Regions from separate parts of the Homo sapiens genome. Here region 2 is linked to region 1. A link is a loop called in an ENCODE intact Hi-C map of the cell type or tissue named here. Cell type or tissue: HepG2. All regions are shown on one strand. Links, peaks and the distances in the headings refer to the core of each region. The heading gives the core; the rest is flanking DNA.

The links. Hi-C counts contacts between places; a loop is a spot of excess contacts. Peaks named below come from ENCODE experiments on the same cell type or tissue, not always from the same donor. Only the 100,000 strongest peaks of a DNase experiment are listed, where the experiment ranks them.
Region 2: it touches region 1 in a loop (8-fold over the local background); 5 of 110 quality-filtered maps call a loop at or near these places.

Annotation. Positions count from the first base shown.
Region 1 is chr4:78,588,933-78,598,795 of GRCh38, reverse strand. It overlaps ANXA3 (annexin A3), which reads right to left. Exons shown (of 13, transcript NM_005139.3): 7 at 7,173-7,252; 8 at 3,359-3,415; 9 at 2,909-3,002; 10 at 1,382-1,477. Among named protein-coding and RNA genes, the nearest start is that of ANXA3, 42 kb to the right of the region's middle. In HepG2, for the core only: a CTCF peak has its summit at 6,213; no DNase peak of the experiment used is centred there.
Region 2 is chr4:78,537,857-78,547,719 of GRCh38, reverse strand. It overlaps FRAS1 (Fraser extracellular matrix complex subunit 1), which reads right to left. Exons shown (of 74, transcript NM_025074.7): 73 at 8,280-8,426; 74 at 3,451-7,189. The coding sequence ends at 6,596. Among named protein-coding and RNA genes, the nearest start is that of ANXA3, 9.0 kb to the left of the region's middle. In HepG2, for the core only: no CTCF peak of the experiment used is centred there; a DNase peak (open chromatin) is centred at 5,169.

The DNA.
Region 1 (9,863 bases), core at 1,341-9,340:
GGCAGAGGTGGGCGGATCACTTGAGGTCAGGAATTTGAGACCACCCCGGCCAACATGGTGAAACCCTGTCTCTACTAAAAATACAAACGTTAGCCAGGCGTGGTGGCGTGTGCCTGTAATCCCAGCTACTTAGGAGGCTGAGGCACAAGAATTGCTTGAACCTGGAAGGCGGAGGTTGCAGTGACCTGAGATTGCGCCACCACACTCCAGCTTGGGCAACCGAGCGAGACTCCGTCACAAAGAAAAAAAAAGAAAAAAAGATTAACAATGTAAAATGGAAAAAAAAATTAACCAGGTGTATCATTACCACTGGAACAGTCTGAGAACTAATTATGAAGACTGATCTCAATTCTACTTTTTTAATTGAAGAAGAAAGTTTTCCCTTTCTTAGCCTCCTCGGCTTATCTTTTAGCAATTCAGAGTCAACAATGAGCTGAGATTGTGCCACTGCACTCTAGTCTGGGTGACAGAGTGAGACTCCATCTCAAAAGAAAAAAAAAAAAGAAAGAAAGAAAAGAAAAGCCACTGATATCTTTCATAAATAACCAAATATGGTGGATTACCAAACTGGCTTAGGTCTTAGTTGCATGTGTGTGTGTGTGTGTGTGTGTGTGTGGTTTTTTTAATTAAAGAGACAAGATCTTGCTATGTTGCCCAAACTGGCCTTGAACTCCTTGGCTCCAGCAATCCTTCCACCTCAGCCTCCCAAGTAGGTAAGACTACACGTGCATGCCACTGTGCTTTGCCTACGTCTCAGTTTTCAACAAAGCTCAATAAAAATGCCAGTAGAAATAAAATATTTCAGCTCTCAAGAAGTCTACAAGCTAAACATGGTCACAAGACAAATACAAATTTAAAAAGCAAGGTAAGATTTAAAAAGATGGCTGGATGTGGTAGCTCACACCTGTAATCCCAACACTTTGGGAGGCTGAGGTGGATGGATTGCTTGAGCTCAGGAGTTCACGACCAGCCTGGGCAACATGGTGAAACCCCATCTCTACAAAAAATACAAAATTAGCTGGGCCAGGTGGTATACATGCTTGTTGTCTCAGCTACTTGGGAGGCTGAGGTGGGAGGACTGCTTGAGCCCAGGAGGTTGAGGCTGCAGTGAGCTGAGATCACACCACTGCACTCCAGCCTGGGTGACAGAGTGAGATCCTGTTTCAAAAAAGAAAAAGAAAAAAGACTTAAAAAAATAACTTCTTCAAGCATTCATTTAACAATATTTGTTGAGCGTACTGTGTGTATCCTGGACCATGTTGGGGGCTGTAGGGAGCAAAAAAAATGGATCAGTCAGGATTCTTGCCCAAAAGGAGCAGGCCTCGGCACTGAGTTAAAGCAAGTGCAAAGTAACTTAGTTTACCAGCACTCGAAGTCTTACCTATGGCCAACAGTAAGTCTTCAAAATGCCCAGATAATTCTCCTTTTATGCTGTCCACAATGTCCTTTTGGCTGATATTTCTGTATTCATCAAATGCTAAAAAGAAGCACCACAAAATTATTTAAAGCAACGCAGTTGAGCACATTTGAATATATTCTAGTTTTTTATTTGATATGCAGAAGATCAAGTAGCAAGCTAAAAAACTCCCTCTTTAAACCATGAAAATCTGGGCACAGAAGTTTTTGTTTTTCTTTTGTTCCTTTTTAAGGAAATCATCTACAACAAAACCCAAACTCCCTAGATGATTTTCTTCAATGATCTCTCTTTCTCTTTCCCCTTCTCTCAAGCAGTAAGCATTTTAAATAGCCTAAATAGTTAAATAATAAATAATTTATCCAGTAAGTTGGGCTATTTTAAATTTTATTTATAGCAGCACCTGGGAAATGATACTATAATCACTAGTCAAATATGTTTTCTCTGGTAAAGAAATCTTAATTCTGAAGACTTCCTTGTGCTGAATCATTTCCTAAGGTGGCATGGCCTACTTCACACCTCCCAGAAGGCATTTGAATTTCTTGATCAGTATTTGCCCCAAGCAAAACCTGTACATATGTCACCAAGTATACAGGCATATTTTGTAAGCCAAGTATATTTTTCCCCAATACATTTTTAAAAAAAGAAATTTTGGAGAGAGACCTAGGGTTATCTGGTTTTTGTTTTTCAAACAAAGACATGAATAAAGCAACTATCACATACTGTTGTCATTATTTTATAAAATAAATGTGATTTTAATGCAAAAGTTAAGAAAGAACAATTTCAGAATTTCAAAGTCACAGTAATATCCTTATGTTTACTCATTGTTCCGTCAACTCAGCATAAGCTTGGTCTTGCTGTGTGGTTGTTCTGTAAACTAGCATCTGGAAGCCACAGTCAGAAGATGTTCACAGTAAATGAAGGTTTAGTTTTCTAGGTGTTGTTGCTTCCAGAACAGTTCTAGGAGATGCCATGAGCAAGAGGGCGGGTGCCCACAATTCCATGTAATAGCTGGTCTGACGATAAGAGTTGATCCATTCTACCACTTACCTTCATATCAGAAATAGCTAAAGGTTAATCAGTATTGATGTGTCAACAGAGACTCACCTGCAGTGTCTGGCTTTTCTGGAAGTGGCTAACTAGGGAGAACTGTTAGGTGGAGTGGAAGCAGTTGGGCTTCTCCATTCCACAGGAACAAGCCCTTCTACTCTCACCCTAGAGGGTGGCCTCTTTTCTTCTCCCTGCCACCTCCCTCCCCCATCTATTACCTGGTACTCACTAGGTAATCTACTCAGCCTCTATGGAAAAACAAAAGTGTAGTGTCAGTACTTCCTTGAGTTACAATACAGCTTTCCCATTTTGTTTCCTGAAGTGTGAATAACTGGAACAGACTTCGCAATTTTAAACTTCGTTTTTCTAGATCTTTGTATACTAAATGCAAAAACATTTGTAAAAACAACATACAACACAAAGGATTGTAATGTGAGTTTGTACTTAGTTTTAATTGAGGAAAGCTCCTTAAACACAGGATCTCAGTGAATTTGTCTTCATCCGTGCCCCATCTGTTCTCACCAGCTTTATAGAGAATCTATTCACAAGAGAATGATATTAGAGACACAATTATTTTCTTTTTGAGAGGTGACATGAGAAGAATCGGAGTTGTATTTCAGAGGTCAGTGCCATCATCTATTATCTAAATCTCTCACTTTCAGAAGACTAGAAATCAAAAATTGGGCTGTCAGGAGCCAAGGAGAATGATAACTACCACTGGGGCAGGCAAAAAGTTAGGGTTCCGATCCCCAAGCTTCAGGCTTCTCTTTCAAACAGGAAAAAAAAAAAAAGAAAAGTCCCTGTTGCTGCTATTTTTCTCCCTTTTCACATAAATGCAAAGGCAGCCACATAGGAGAATAGGTAAAGGAAATGTTTTCCCGCTTTGTTACTGACCTGGGCATCTTGTTTGGCCAGATGCTCATCCACTTTCAGACTTTCATCTCTTCTGCCCTAAACAGGAGGACGAAAACAAGGGCCATCCTTTAAAGATAGAAGATTCTAACACATAGTACTTCAACCAGCAGGGGATCTTAGTGGTTTTTCTTTAAGGCAGGACAGGTTGCACAGAAAAATCATGTACTCAGGGCTCCAGTTCTGGTTCTGCCATTGACTAGTCATGAAATTTTTAGCAAATCACACAATTTTGGGGGCCTCAGTTCCCTCCTCCGAAAATTCATATATATATATATTTAGAGACAGGTTCTCACTCTCTGTTGGCCAGGCCAGAGTGTAGTCCTGCAGTCATAGCTCACTATAACCTTGAACTCCAAGGCTCAAGCCATCTTCCCGCTTCAGCCTCCTGAATAGCTAATATGACTACAGGTGCACACCACCACACACAGCTAATTTAAAAATTTTTTTTAGAGATGGGATCTCGCTATGTTGCCCAGGCTGGTCTCAAACTCCTGGCCTCAAGCTGTCCTCCCACCTCAGCCTCCTGAATCTCTGGGAATACAAGTGTGGGCCACTGTGCCCAACCCAACACAGAGGTCTTATGTGGAAGAAAAGACAAGGTACAAACTGGGAGAACATATTTGTAACATGTATCTGATAAAGAACTTGTATCCAAAATACATAAAGAACTCTTAAAACTCAATATGAAAATAACAACCCAATTTAAAAATGGTTGAAAGATCTCAACAGACATCTCACCAAAGAAGACGCACAGATGGCACATGAAAAGATTCTCAACATTGTATGTCATTAGATAATTACAAATTAAAACAATAAGATGCCACTACACAACCTATTAGAAGGGCTTAAATCCAAAACACTGACAACACCAAATACTGGTGAGAATGTGGAGCAACAGGAACTCTCATTCACTGCTGATATGAAAGCAAAATGGTACAGTCACTTTGGAAGACAGTTCTGCAGTTTTTTAATAAAGCTAAATATCTCTTACTATATAATCAAGCAATTGCACCCCTCGCTATTTAACTAAAGGAGTTGAAAACATGTCCATACAAAAATCTGCACATGAATGTTTACAGAAGTTTTATTTATAATTGCCAAACTTGGAAGCAAAGAAGATGCCTTTCAGCAGGTAAAATAAATATTCTATACAATGGAATACTACTCAGTACTAAAAAGAAATGAGCTATCAAGCCATGAAAAGACATAGAGGAACCTTAAAGGCATATAGCTAAGTGAAAGAAGCCAGCCTGCCTGAAATGGCTACGTACTGTATGATTCCAACTATAGGACATTCTAGAGATGGCAAAACTATAGAGACAGTAAGAAGATCAGTAGTTGGTGGGGAGGAAGGTATGAACTGGCAGAGCACAGAGGATTTTTAGGACAGTGAAACTACTCTATCATACTGTAATGATAGACATATGACATTATACATTTATTAAAATCCATAGAACTATATCACAGAAAGAGTGAACCCTAATGTAAACTATAAACTTCAGTTAATAATAATGTATCAATATTCATTCACCAATTATAATAAATACACATACTAATTAATGCAAGAGTGAGACCTTCTCTCGCTCTAAAAAAAAAAAAAAAAAAAAAAAAAATTAGCTGAATGTGGTGGTGTACACCTGTGGTCCCAGTTACTCAGGAGGCTGAAGTGGGAGGTCTGCTTGGGCCCAGGAGGTCGAGACTACAGTGAGCTAAGATCACACCATAGTTCTCAAGCCTGGGCAACAGAGCCAGATCCTGTCTCAAAATAATAATAATAATAATAATAATAATGGAAAGGAAAGGAGAGAGTAGAATAGGGTCATATGGGAGCTCTCTGTACTTTCTGCTCAATTTTTCCATAAATCTGAAGCTGCTCTAAAAAGTAAAGTTTATTTAAAAAAAAAAAAAACTCAAAGGCGGGGCGCAGTGGCTCACGCCTGTAATCCCAGCACTTTGGGAGGCTGAGGCGGGTGGATTGATTGAGGTCAGGAGTTTGAGACCATCCTAGCCAACATGATGAAACCCTGTCTCTACTAAAATACAAAAATTAGCCGGGTGTGGTGGCGTGTGCCTGTAATCCCAGCTGCTAGGGAGGCTGAGGCAGGAGAATTGCTTGAACCTGGGAGGCAGAGGTTGCAGTGAGCCGAGATCGCACCACAGCACTCCAGTCTGGATGACAGAGTGAGACTCTGTCTCAAAAAAGAAAAAATAAAAAGTCCTCAAAGATCCCCAACTGTGATATTAAAGGCTCTATGGTTTAAGTGGTGTGTGTGTGTGTGTGTGTGTGTGTGTGTGTGTGTGTGGTATGTGTGTTCATGTACAAATACTTAAGCACATTATGGAAAGACAGGAGACAAAACCAAAACACGGGATTGCCTGAATTATTTGGCAAATTATAGGTGAATGAAACATTTAGCTACAATAGTTTAAAATGAATTTGTTCCTATTTTTAAACATTAGGTCCTTGTATGACTGTCTGATTTTTGCCTGGTTTCTTTTCTGTGCTGCTGATACCCTGCTGCTGTTTGCTTTCTTCTTGTTCTCTTTCACTTACGCTCGCTCCAATGACATAAATGCTGATTATCATCGGTCTTAATATAATACTAACCACTACCACCCTGTGTTGATCACTAAGTACTTCACATACTCTCTCTTTCTCTTAATCTTCATAACACCCTATGAGTACTTGTTATTGTTAGTATTTTAGTTTTACAGATATGAAAATGAATGCTTTAAGACTTAAAGAACTTGTCCAAATATACAAAGCTAGTTGGCAGCATGAGATTCCAGCCCTGTTTGATTCTAGAACCCTGTCCTAGAGCCCTACTCTATACTGCCTCCTGTGGGTGGGTGCATTCATGTCCATACACAAACAGATGTGCACTTAGGAATATATACCTCTGAGAGCATATGTTTGCAGCAATGCTTCATAAATTTGGTGTTGTGGGTTCAACCTTCATAAGTTTTTCACATTTAAAGTAACTGAAACCATAATTTAGATAAATCGCTTCCTAATGGCATAATGCCTCACTTTGACAGGTGCTGTTTCAACCATGAGGCTGAGACCGTTGTTGGGATTTTCTCACATTTAGGTGCTATGTAAATCAGCTGAAAGAAAATTGGTGAGCTATGGTTTAAATCACGTTCTCTCTTACACACAGCTGTGAATACACCTCATCCTTGACCTTACCATCTTTATAATAAAAGTCATAAGCCTTCTAAAAAGAGAAAGCAAGGTGTGGCCTCATTAGGTCACATGATGATTAATAGTTTGGCAGCTTTTCCAAGGTGGCAAGGCTGAAATTGCAGCAATCATTTTCTTTTTTTTAATCCTGAGACTGATACTCAATTTAATTCCCATCTCTAAAGATCATTCTTCTGTATCATGCTTCCTATTTAATTTAGAAGCTAACAAAAGAAATATTTATTCTTCAGAGTCCAGAAGAAAATAAACCTGTTCTTTAAAATGGAGACACTTATAATGGAAATAAATATTGTATGTCAGATGATGTATCAGAATGTCTTCTAATGTCAAAATTGTGAAACCTGACCAAAACACCTCCACTTACTGACTCAAATAAGTTTTCTTTGTTGTTACATCATTATGTATGCTTTTATGATCTTGGTTAAACATTATATTGCTTGGTGGCAATGAAAATGTAAAATGAACAAACCATTTCATAAGGAAAATTGTGAACTCATTGTCTCAGTTTGGTTATTTTTAAACTCCCTAAAAATTGTTATTGAGCATGCAGCTTACTGGGGAGTTAAAAAATAAAAAATAAAACCTTACATCTGCCAAAGTCAACAGAGCTTTCCGGAAGTCACCAGATGTTTCGGAACTAATGTCATCTCCAAGACTCTTCTTGTATACTGAAACCAAATCAGAATGAAATTAAGCCTTGACAAACTGAAAAATATGATTATAAAACAGAGAAAAGTTTAAATGCCAACACTAGCAAAGAATGGGTATGTGATAAGATAAATCTTGCCCTTTTATTTAATTTCTTCATGCTTTTCTGTTGTGAGATGGTACATTCTTCTTGTAACTCTTACTGCACTGTGTTGTGGTAGATGCAAAAGAATAGAAAGAGTTGTCATTCTGGAGCAAATCTTGGTTTATTTCATCTGACAATGGCACTAAGGGATGCATAGTGGAAAAGCTGGGGTGGATGAGCTACTAGTGTGCCTTTCAATTTCCATTCTGGCCATCTTCCATACTAAGAGAACCCTAACCTTAAGCAAGATATAATGTACACAGCTTAAAAACTACTTTCTCAGCTTTCCTCTTAGCTAGTACAGTTCTATAACTTAGTTATTCACAATGAAATGAAGGCAGACAAATCTCCTTAAAGGGATGAGGCCATGTTCATCTTAGTCCTTCCTCCATCCAACTGCCTTACATGTGAACTGATATCTGCATCTTGGGCAGCCATCTTGGACTGTGAAGATAAGGACCACTTCTTAGTGATGGCATAAAAGTAATCAAGAAGAAGTCTGAGTTCCTAAAAGCTTTGAGTAGCTGTCATACTAGACTTAGAATTGCCAATGTCTAGACTTCTACATATGATAGAAATAAACTTCTACCTTTTGTAAGCCACTGTAATTTTTCTGTTTTATCGAATCTAACCCTAATCTTAATGAATATAATTAAACCATATTTTTTCGTATCTCCCAAAAGTAAGAAAGCTACCCAAAACATGCCATTTCCCTTTACAAATGCCAACTGTGTGTTCATATATTTTAGTACTGACTAGTTGTAGCCCCTTTTGCATGGCCTGTGATGTGCAGTGCCCATCAGTCTTAAATCTCTGTCTGCCCCATCCATGGGGTGGTGATTCTCTTGGAGCCACTATACCCTTTGTTGTAGGTGACACCATGTGGCTATCTGAACTGTCTGCACCATTCTCAAGAATTCTATAAATTAGCCATACTAGCCATGAGAATTCTCATCTATTTAAATCAATGAAAGACAATTATAGAAAGTGATATGAGATTATCCAATAGCAAGAACTGCGCTGAGATGGAAACTTCTTCAGCATGATTTTAGTAAGTCTCTTTTTTATGAAATCTGTAACTTTTCAAAGCAATTCATATAAGCAAAATCCACCAAAAAAGTGTGTTATTTTTCTAAATAATAATATTTAGTAGGCATCATTAAACCTAATGGTTGTGATATTGTTACATCTATCCTTCATTCTAGTTAGATAAAAAACTTTAAATTTGAAAATATCAAGTAGAAGAATGAATATCCCATTTCTTAGAACTTGGGGAAGTATTTTGTAATTTTGGAATTATTTAGATGAGACTTTATAAGTCATTTCACACAGCCTCTCCCTTTCCTTCAAATATTTTGTGGGATATTAGAGTAAAAAATTATTTCAACCTAAGTTGACAACTACTTTATCCATTTTGAGGCACAGTAGAGTATAAAATCAAATAGAATATTTTAATAGTACAGGTGCCTGGACTAGAACTTTGAGTCCCTGATCCCTGTTTCAGTGTTCTCTCTCTCACACACCATTGACTTTAGAATACCGAAAAAAGTTAAGAATTTAGATCTCTCTTTATTTAGACTCTATTGTGCCACTGTACTGAATAAGCTGTAGAAGACATCTGGTCCCTTTATGAGGGCCAACATGATAGTGACTTCCTGAACCCATTGTATCTTCTCTCTTAGGGAGCGAGTGACACAGAAAAGGAGACAAAGACAATAGAATAACAAAGAACCAAAAGACTCCTGGAAATAATGAAGAAAACAGTAGCCAAGAATAACCAAAAGCTATGCACAAATATTTATAAGCCTTGGGTAGACAAACACCATGTGGTAGGGGAGGGGATGTTACTTGCTGGTGTCAAGAACATTAGAAGCAAAAAGGAAGAGGAGCAGTTACTGTCACGGAAAACATTAGCATGGGGAGCAATGGATGCCTGCTGCCGAGAGAGTGACAACATAACTGGGTCCCTCGGGTAGTGCTGTGACTTTAATCTCTGTAAAGTTTGGCTATGCATGATTGAGACAATTTCCTTCTTGATCTTCTTGTGTATCATTAATCTCTAGTAACCAAGGTAACCTTGATGCAGTTGTATCCTTTGTAGCCTCAGAGAGCATTACTCACATAGAAATTGAGGCTCTGGTAACTTTGTGCTATTATCATCTGTCATATCTGCACAACACTATCCTGAATGGTAAAAGTTTCACTTGGCTCTTAAGACCTTAACCTCAATTTTGAGGACACTCATTTAATAAATATTTGCACTTATCTGCCCCACTGTTCTTAGAACTGAGGATACAGCAGTGAACAACATAGACGAAAATCCTCATCCTCATAAAGCTCACATCCTGGAACTGTTTGTACCTAAATGCTGGGCTCCAGGGATCTGTCACAGGGCAGGTCCACTTGGGGAGCAGTGGCTCTTCTAAGAAACACCAGAAAATACCAAGCCAACTTGGGAAACAGTGCCTGGTTCTGATGGGTTTTGT
Region 2 (9,863 bases), core at 1,296-9,295, 51 kb after region 1:
GCCAAGGCAGGCGGCTGGGAGGTGGAGGTTGTAGCGAGCCGAGATCACGCCACTGCACTCCAGCCTGGGCACCATTGAGCACTGAGTGAACCAGACACCGTCTGCAATCCCCGCACCTCGGGAGGCCGAGGCTGGCGGATCACTTGCGGTTAGGAGCTGGAGACTAGCCCGGCCAACACAGCGAAACCCCGTCTCCACCAAAAAAATACGAAAACTAGTCAGGCGTGGTGGCGCGCGCCTGCAATCGCAGGCACTCGGCAGGCTGAGGCAGGAGAATCAGGCAGGGAGGTTGCAGTGAGCCGAGATGGTAGCAGTACAGTCCAGCTTCGGCTCGGCATCAGAGGGAGACCGTGGAAAGAGAGGGAGAGGGAGACCGTGGGGAGAGGGAGGGGGAGGGGGAGGGGGAGAGGACATTTTATTATTAGTGATGCTTTCCAGGTTGTGTTTATTGCATCCATGTGGTGAAAATAGGGCATAAGCCGGGCGCAGTGGCTCACGCCTGTAATCCCAGCACTTTGGGAGGCCGAGGTGGGCAGATCACGAGGTCAGGAGATCAAGACATCCTGGCTAATACGGTGAAACCCTGTTTCCACTAAAAATACGAAAAATTAGCTGGATGTGGTGGCGGGCGCCTGTAGTCCCAGCTACTCAGGAGGCTGAGGCAGGAGAATGGCATGAACCCGGGAGGCGGAGCTTGCAGTGAGCCGAAATTGCGCCACTGCACTCCAGCCTGGGCGACAGAGCGAGACTCCATCTTAAAAAAAAAAAAAAAACCAAGAAAAACAGAAAGAAAAAATAATAATAATAATTTAGCCGGGCATGGTGGCACATGTCTGTAATCCCAGCTACTCGGGAAGGCTGAGGCAGGAGAATCGCCTGAACCTGGGAGGCGGAGGTTGCAGTGTGCCCAGATGGTGCCATTGTACTCCAGCCCGGGCAACAAGAGCGAAACTCCGACTCAAAAAAAAGAAAAGAAAAATAGTGCATAAAGTGGTACTACTGTGCATCTCTTCCCAACTCCACATTCAGTGAAATTATGCTAATGGGTTGTATTCAGCCATAATGGGAGTATATACAACACAAAAACTAGGAAATACTGTAAATGGAGCTTCCCTTTACCCGAAAGGTCAGTTGTGAAGCATTTATCAGCACATCACTCTTTATAATAACAAGCAAATTTAAAATTGAGACAAGATTTGAGTTCAAGTATTTAATTTTGATTTACATTAGAGAAGTGGAACCAAATGGCACTGAATTTAAGGACTGTGTAAGAGTTTGGACAGAAAGACAGAGTACTTAAAGGGTCTGAATAAAGAGTCAAATAAAGGAGCTATTTACAAACGCATGGGCAGAGTTCGGTTAGGTATCCACAGGGATGATATAGTCTCCAAGGACTAGGGACAGGATGAAATCATGACTAGCCTTGCGTGGGCAAGGGAGGGAAGGGGTTTCATCAGAACCCGTGACACCTGTGGCCAGGGAGGGATGCAGCCACCCCAGAATCACAAGGCAGAAGGAAGCAGGGAGGAGGCTAAACACACATCATCTTCTCTCTCATCAGTGGTTCCACTTGGCCAACCTCAACCAGAAGCAAGAGGCAAGGGAGCCTTGAAGAAGCAGTTGATGAAAAGTCGGTTTCCCAGAGCACAGGGCAGGGCAGATTCAGTGTGCAGCAACAGAATCAGCCGCAGAGGGACTCTTGGGAGTTGCTAGTATCCAGCACTGGTTCATTTTTAAAGCATTCCTTAGTGGGATGTTTAAGGGAGATATCTTGATACTAGTTTTTAACAATTTATTAAAATTATTCCAGAGACTGAAATTCTAATAACTTCTATAACTTGCTGAGTAGTCTTGGAACTGAGATATCTTGATACTAGTTTTTCACAATTTATGAAAATTATCCCATAGACCGAAATTCTAATAACTTTTATAACTTGCTGAGTAATCTTGGAACTTGGCCTTAAACCAAAATGAGCCTAGGGATAAAATTCTGCTAGCTTTTTTAGAGAGGGTTGCAGCATAGGTCTATTTTGTTGTATTAATCAAGTGATGTAATTTTTCATGACAAGCATTAAATTTAGGTGATAGGAGTTGGGACCATTTTAAAGCAACATCAAGTTGTGCTTGTGAAGGCCTTCAAAGATTTGAAATTCTGAAATTCATATGAAACTTTCAAAGGAACTTATCCAGGACAACTATGTCTCACGGGGTTGTTATGAAGACTGAATGAGGTACAGAATATAAGTGAGTCATTGTTCTTGATCGGAGCATTGCCAGATATGCCCAATATATCATTTGATATAGTCCCTGTAACAGTCCTGGGGCATTAGCTACTCTCAGCACACAGGGTTCTAGTTAAGAGTTCTCTGTGGCTCATTTGGGGACAGAATCTCTATTACATATTGTGGTATCATAATATTAGGTTGAGACATACAAAACTATTGATATTGGACTATTTTTAACCTATCAAATCAATTTCATGTAGTTGAATGTAATAACATATTCCAAATATAGTCTCCTTCCACCACTCCCAGTGCATTTCTTCAAAAGCAGTCTATGAGGCATTTTAAATTCTAAATGGGAACTCATTTTCTGCCACTATTCCTCAAGATCCCTAAATTTTATGGCCATGACATTTCCAGTCTCAGAAGCATTTTTATAGACAATCCTAACAATTCTTAGATTAATTCCTGGTACAGCTTCTCTGCACTCTAGAGAAGTGAACTCCAGGGCAGAGAGTCTGCTCTAAGGCAACGGATAATCACAGGAAATTGTGAGGATTGGAAGTTTACATTAAGCTCCTGGCAGCATCTCAGCAACTTCCAGGATTGGTTGTGGCATCCCTTCCCCAGATTTTCTATAAACATGCTTTCTCAAGTCTTGCTGAGTTTGCAAACGTGCCAACAGAGCCCTGCTGGTCACTGTTATTGGCAGTTATTTGTTTTATCAGAAGGGAAAGGCACACAAATGCACAGGCTTGCAGAATGCAAAGACCAGCTGGGTACAGCTCCATTTTGACTCTGATTTTTCCTTCCATGAGCCTATAAACTCTTGTTTGGAGCTTTGGTCTTTTCCAGGGTCAGTGATGGATGCTCAAATATTTGCATGTGCACAGAAGGACATAAGCCACCCTCATACTATATCATGTCTCTTTAGAAGTTTTGATAATAAATACAAAAATCATCTTATTATATGGCACATGGAAATTTTAATTATTCCTCTTTGTCTCAGAATTTCAACTGATTGCCAAAGACCTATGATAATCTGGAAACATATAATTTATTCAGCATCTTACTCTGAACACAGTTAATGAGCGTCTCAGATTCACCCTCATTAGAAGGGTTTTCTCCAGAAGACCGCTTCAAATTTAGAATGAATTTTGGCATCTTAATGGCAATGTCTATATTCATAAGAGATATAATCTAAAAAGAACATAGGAAAACAAACAAAAAACCAACAAGACTGTCATTTATTAATACAAATTTATATAGTGGCATATACTATTGGAGAAATCAGAAATTCATAACACACAAATTCATATTGGAAATACAAAAATCATTTGAGAGTCAAGAAATCAGGTTGACAGCACCACAAATGTTTACTCAGTCTGAGCAGGTGTGTAGTATCCAAGAATAACAAATACCTATAGCAGACTGAGACTGAATATCATAAGACTGTGCAAACACATTCCAACACTATTTCCCACCCAACAATAGAATCTGCAGGAGTCCTCTAGGAGGCCTGGGGTACAATAAAAGGGCAGCAAAGCAGAATGGTACAGACCATTCTTTCTTTTAACCTTCACAGCCAGCATATAAAAGCAAGTAGTAACCACTGAGAGTTGTTTGTTCCTTCTCACTTGAAGGCAAGATATAAAAGGTTAGTAAAACACACACAAGGCATTAGTGAGCAAATCAGAGAAATTGAAAGCAGAGCTTTGACTGAAATATAATCCACATTAGTCATCAAATTACTTGATTCCTATAATGAAGTATGAAACAAACCAAATGAATAATTCTACATCAAAGGGGTATATCTCATCTCCACATCTCTTAACACTATTTAACAAGTGTGCATCCACTAGAGAAGTACTGGCATTCAATAACATACATTTAGTGGGGTGAAAGGCAGAAAGAAAGGGAGGCAGAAATACTGCAAGGGCTTTCCTTTCACACACAGTTTCCTATCTCACTCTTGCCCTTGTCATTTCAGACCTTGTACGTGGCGGTTGCTGGGAGCACTCTGGGGCTCAGTCTTTAGTCCTTCCCACTCTAGCTTCATTCTGCCACCTCTGTACTCTTCCCATGCAATGTCCTATTCAGCAGTAATGGAAGGGGTGTGCAAGAAGAATATGTGGGCAAATGGAAAGGTGCTGCTTTAACGTGTAAGCATTCTGGCACTTGGAGCAGTTACACAGTTACAAATAATGGGCCAAATGGAAGTTCGCTCTACAAATTAGCATTCACTCTCTAGGTTGTTCTGGAGATTCTGTGCCTGGCTGATCAGCTCTCCAGCCATGAGATACCAATTCTGGGTGTCCATGAGGCTGATACAGGAGTTCTGCCCTGAATTGCCCAAGCTGGTCTTAAGTAGCACCTGACCAGTCAGGAGTTTCAGACTCTGGGCTCACCCCAACTCATTCTCTCCTGAAAACCTGACACTCATCTCAGAATGCTAAATTAGATTTTGCTCTAAATCTCCTGTTCTGGATGCCAATTCATAGTCTCATCTCCTGCTGATGATACATTTTTATGAATTTTCTGCTCATGCTTCCTTAGGACCACCGCCAGAGTCATGCCTTTGTAAAGCGGTGTTTCTTTCCTCCAAGAAAAGGTTATCTCATAATCCAAGTAGAGAAGATAATTGTTTTCCTCTCTCCTCCCTTGTGATATTGCCACCATACTCTCTCACTTCCCCTTCCTAAATTTACTCCCCATCATTCACCCATGACACCATTCATTCATTCAACAAACATTTCTGGAGTGCTTGTTACATGCAAGGCACTGTTGAAGAATGAAAGGCGTGGCTCACAAAGGTCCTACTTTCAAGGAGCTTGGAGTCTCACAGAGCTGCCTAGAACCTTTCACAGTTCATCCTTTCTAGCTTTTAGTAGCGAAATGTTACTAGTTTGGAATGTTCTCAAAGAGCTTGAGTCATTCTCATACAAATATTACACAATGTGAAGGCTCTGTTATTTGCTTGGTGACTATGGTGTGCCATGCATCAGAAGAGGACATGTCTTTTACTCTCGAATAATGAAATTGTGCCTCCAATTCAAAACAACATGGCATGCACGCTTATGTTTCCGCCAATAAGGCAGAAACAGAAGAGAAACAAAAGCAAGCTGTGTGTAGCCTACACAAAATAGTTAAGCTGATACTTGAACACTAAATTATTTTAGAGCCATGTGTTCATGGCCTTGTCATGTGCTGATATGGTAAAAATAATTGCCTGAGCTACCAGAAAAGAACCCCTCAAAGAGAAATCCCTGAAATACTGCACCAGGAATAGTGCCTCTGTCTGCTGTGTCACACACAGCAAGGAGAACCAGCATGTATCTGTTAAGTCTGATTTCACCCCAACCTGGGCTTTCTCCTAATTTGCCTTATTCAAATGAATCACTTACTTTCCCGAAGCACTAACAGAATAAAAAACCATACCTAGGACATGGGATTGTCTGTTACAGGAACGGGCAAAGACCGGAGTAGGAGGAAAGTGTGGTGGGTTTTCTTTAAAGCATTTATGGCAATGTTGAATTAAAAGGCCGTAGTACATTGATCCTGTTTCGCAGCATCCTTGGTCAGGGATGGATGTCTCAGTGCCACATAAACTAGTTGGGAACAGACACCTCCCTGGGGTGAAGGGCATCACTAATGTGCTCTGATACGCCTGCCAGGCCCCTCCTTAACTCGGGTTTCAGTCTCCCCCTTTGTAGGAGGGAGTTCTCTGTGGCTGAGGAGGCAGAGGCTCCCGTGGTTTTCAGAGGATTTTACTTAAGCACACTGAAATCCCCAGGTAAAAAGGGCTCTGGAAAAGCAAAGTACAATTAGAGGCCAAGGAGCATACGCTGTCAAGTGAAATCATGAGCAAATATATGTGTTGTGTCGATTAGCAGAATTTTTAATGGAATCTGGGTGTCAGCAGTTCATACTCTGCTGTCTGGGGACTCAGGAAAAGCCCTGTAGGAGAAAGCTGGGGCTGGGGGAGGGAACCAAAGGCCCGTACCTACTTCTTCTCTCTGAGATCTGCCATGGTACTCTACCCAGTCCTCTCATCTCCATCTGCTAACCTAATTGTTCAACTCCTGTCCTGATACTAAAGTACTTGTTTTCTAAGACCAGCCTTACAGAAGGAGCTGTGTACAGTTGTTGACACTATTAAAGGGATCTACGGAAATAACTGTAATACTCTGGGGTTCTCAGTGGTTCTTTGCTGAATGAGGTAGCTCAGTTGTGAGTTGATGCATGTGATGTGTGCTGTCTGCCACTCAAAGCTATAGTTTTCCCTTTTTTATCTGCGAGATTATAAAAATACCAGTATTTCCCCCCATTTTATAAAAATGATTTTAGAAAAAAATACACATAGGTCTCCTCCATTAAACTTCTGTTCCATCTTGTAAATTGTTGTGAACTCTGACTTCTAGATTCAGTCTTTTGACTTTAGCACCTTTGAACGTGTAAGCCGCCTCAGGCTCACTCAGGATGTTGACGTTCCGCACAGTGCAGTAGTGTCTATTCACGTTCTTCTCCACCCGGTCCGGGTGCCTCTTGGGCACTTCTACCTTGGTATTCAGAGGATATTCTTCCAAAATGTCCTCTGCGGGCTTCTTCTTCCTCTGTTTCTGGCATTTCCTGTTGATAAAACAAGCCACCAAAAACACCAGAAGTAGAAGCATGATTGCAGCCAGGGCACTGCCAATGGACGCCCCAGTCTGTGACAGGGACGCAGCTACCGCCAACTCTTGCATCTCCAGATTCAGGGACTTCATATTGGTGCCATTCTTGACTTGGTCTCCTTCATTGTCATAGATGAGGGAATCATCAAGGATCAGCTGGCCATCGGGCTCTACCAGGTCCCTTCGGTTGCGTCTGAGTGGAGCTGTGAGAGAGCGCTGGACCCGGGGCCCTGAGATGGTGTCAGGGCCAATGATGTAGATGACCTGGAGATACCACTGGTGTCCTGCTTCCACCTGCAGGGGGACAAACCGAACATGTTGTTGTTGCCCACAGACCACCTCTGAAGAAAGGAAATGGAAGGATAATTGCCACTATATGCCTTGATAGATAACTGATTTCCAGAAAAGCATTAGCAATGGTTGGTGTCTACTAATACATAGAGAACTGAACCAGATATGGGTTCTATTTTATTTCCAAATTAAGATGATCTTGAGTCAGCTATTCGGATTCTTTTTTGTTTCCCTATGTGTACATGGAATAGCCTAAGAAATTATCTTTCATGGTCTCTTTAGCTAAGTGAATGCTTATATTTGTCTGTCTTTATTGATAGCAGTGAAATAATAGCATTAAAAACCACATTTATTTACAGTGACCTTCAATTATGTGTTATGCCAATTTACTATTTATTGGTGAACTTCAGCGAAAATGGAGTCATTCAACAAAATATTCACTAAACATATACTCTGTGCATAATACACAGATACGTGACAAACATTTTCTAAACACCTTCTCAATCAGGCTATATCATCAAGTATTTTATCTCCCCCTCATCTTCCTCCATTAAAATGCTTCATGGTTTCGAAATAACTTCTGAAGCATGATAATAGTTCTGAAGGGTCATAGATTAATATTTAGAGACAAAAAAAGTGAAATTTCATCTTGAAAGTTCATGTTCATTGCTAAGACTTAAGGTATTTGTGTTTATCAAATAGTAATTCTTGCTATTCTAAATTGCTGTATTGTATTATGATTTTTTAAATGTTTTTCATATGTCCGTGAAAATCAGCTGGGCTAGCATAGAACCAAAAAGGGATGCAATATAAAAGAACTTAGGAAAAACTGGAGTGTCATATGCAGCCATGATGTGCACAATGACAAGTGACTATATGCAAAGTCAATAATTGTATAATTGTTTTGGTCTACTGGGGATACATGTGAAAATTTTGGGTGGGTGATAAGCTTAACAATAAGAAAAGATCTGCCAGCAAGAATGGCAGAATGTTGAAGAATCCAGAGATGTTGCAGTCCTCCTTCTTTTTTTTTTTTTTTTCAAGCTTTAAAGTAGACTTGGTCTTAAGCTTCTGTTCTTCTCACCAAACTCACCTTATAGAGTGCATCTACTTTTAGAGTAAATCCATCCACACCTGGCATGTTACTGACCACATGGAAATCAGGCAACTCAGAGGCAAAGTGAGCCTCAAAAGGCACATCATGGAAGTACTTATCAGTTACCTCTGGCTGATTGCGGTCCTAGGATTTCAGAAAAAAGAAATGCAAGATTTAGAAAGATGGTTCCACTATATTGGTAGGTGGCAGTGACTGGGAGGAGAAAAGTACTCATCACTCCTGGCTTTAGGTTGAGTTGAGAGAGTATGTGCTGTGAAGCCCTCTCCATAAGTCAGTGGCTGCCTGATATGGTTTGGCTGTGTCCCCACCAAATCTTATCTTGAATTACAGTTCCCATAATCCCCATGTGTCATGGGAGGGACCCAATAGGAAGTAATTGAATCACGGTGACAGTTACCTCTATGATGTTCTTGTGATAGTGAGTGGGTTCTCATGAGATCTGATTTTTTTTTTTTTTTTTTTTAGATGGAGTCTTGCTCTGTCGCCCAGGCTGGAGTGCAGTGGCGCGATCTCAGCTCACTGCTGGCTCCACCTCCTGGGTTCATGCCATTCTCCTGCCTCAGCCTCCGGAGTAGCTGGGACTACAGGAGCCTGCCACCACACCAGGCTAATTTTTTTGTATTTTTAGTAAAGACAGAGTTTCACTGTGTTAGCTAGGATGGTCTCAATCTCCTGACCTCGTGATCCGCCCACCTCGGCCTCCCAAAGTGCTGGGATTACAGGCTTGAGCCACCGCGCCCGGACCTCTGATGGTTTTTTAAGAGGCTTTTTCCCCTCTGCTCGGCACTTCTTGCTGCCCCTATGTGAAGAAGGATGTATTTGCTTCCCCTTCTGCTATGATTGTAAGAGGCCTCCCCAGCCATGCTGAACTGTAAGTCAATGAAACCTCTTTCCTTTATAAATTACCCAGTTACAGGCATGTCATTAGCAACATGAGAACAGACTAATACACTAACTCTGGGAACCCACTGTCCTTTTCAAAAGGACATGTGGTGGCTTTTGTGATCTCAAAATGCAAAAAGTGGGATATTCTAGCCCAATACTTCTCAAGTTATTTGGTCTCAGGACCCTTTACACACTTACAAATCAAGGACCCCAGAGAGTTTTTGTTTATGTGACTTATATCTATCGACATTTACTCGGTTAAAAATTAAACCTGAAAAAATTTTAAGTGTTTACTTATTAATTCATTTTAAACTGACAATAAGAAACTCATTACATGTTAACTTAAGTAAGATATTTTTTAGTGAAAATACCTAAATTCATTCCCTTCCTCAATAAAGAGAGCTGGCAATGTTTTACATTTTTGTAATCTCAGGGAAAAAACTGGATTCTCATAACTGCTTCTGAATTCCATCAGTTGTGATATGCTGTTTTGTCTAAAGTGTATGAAGAAAATCTGGCCTCATAAAGCTATGTAGTTAATAGCTTTTTCAAACAATTATGGCTTTTTTTTTTCTTTTTTTTTTTTGAGATAGGGTCTTGCTCTGTTGCCCAGGCTGGAGTGCAGTGGTGCAATCTTGGCTCACTGCATCCTTGACCTCCCAGTCTCAAGTGATT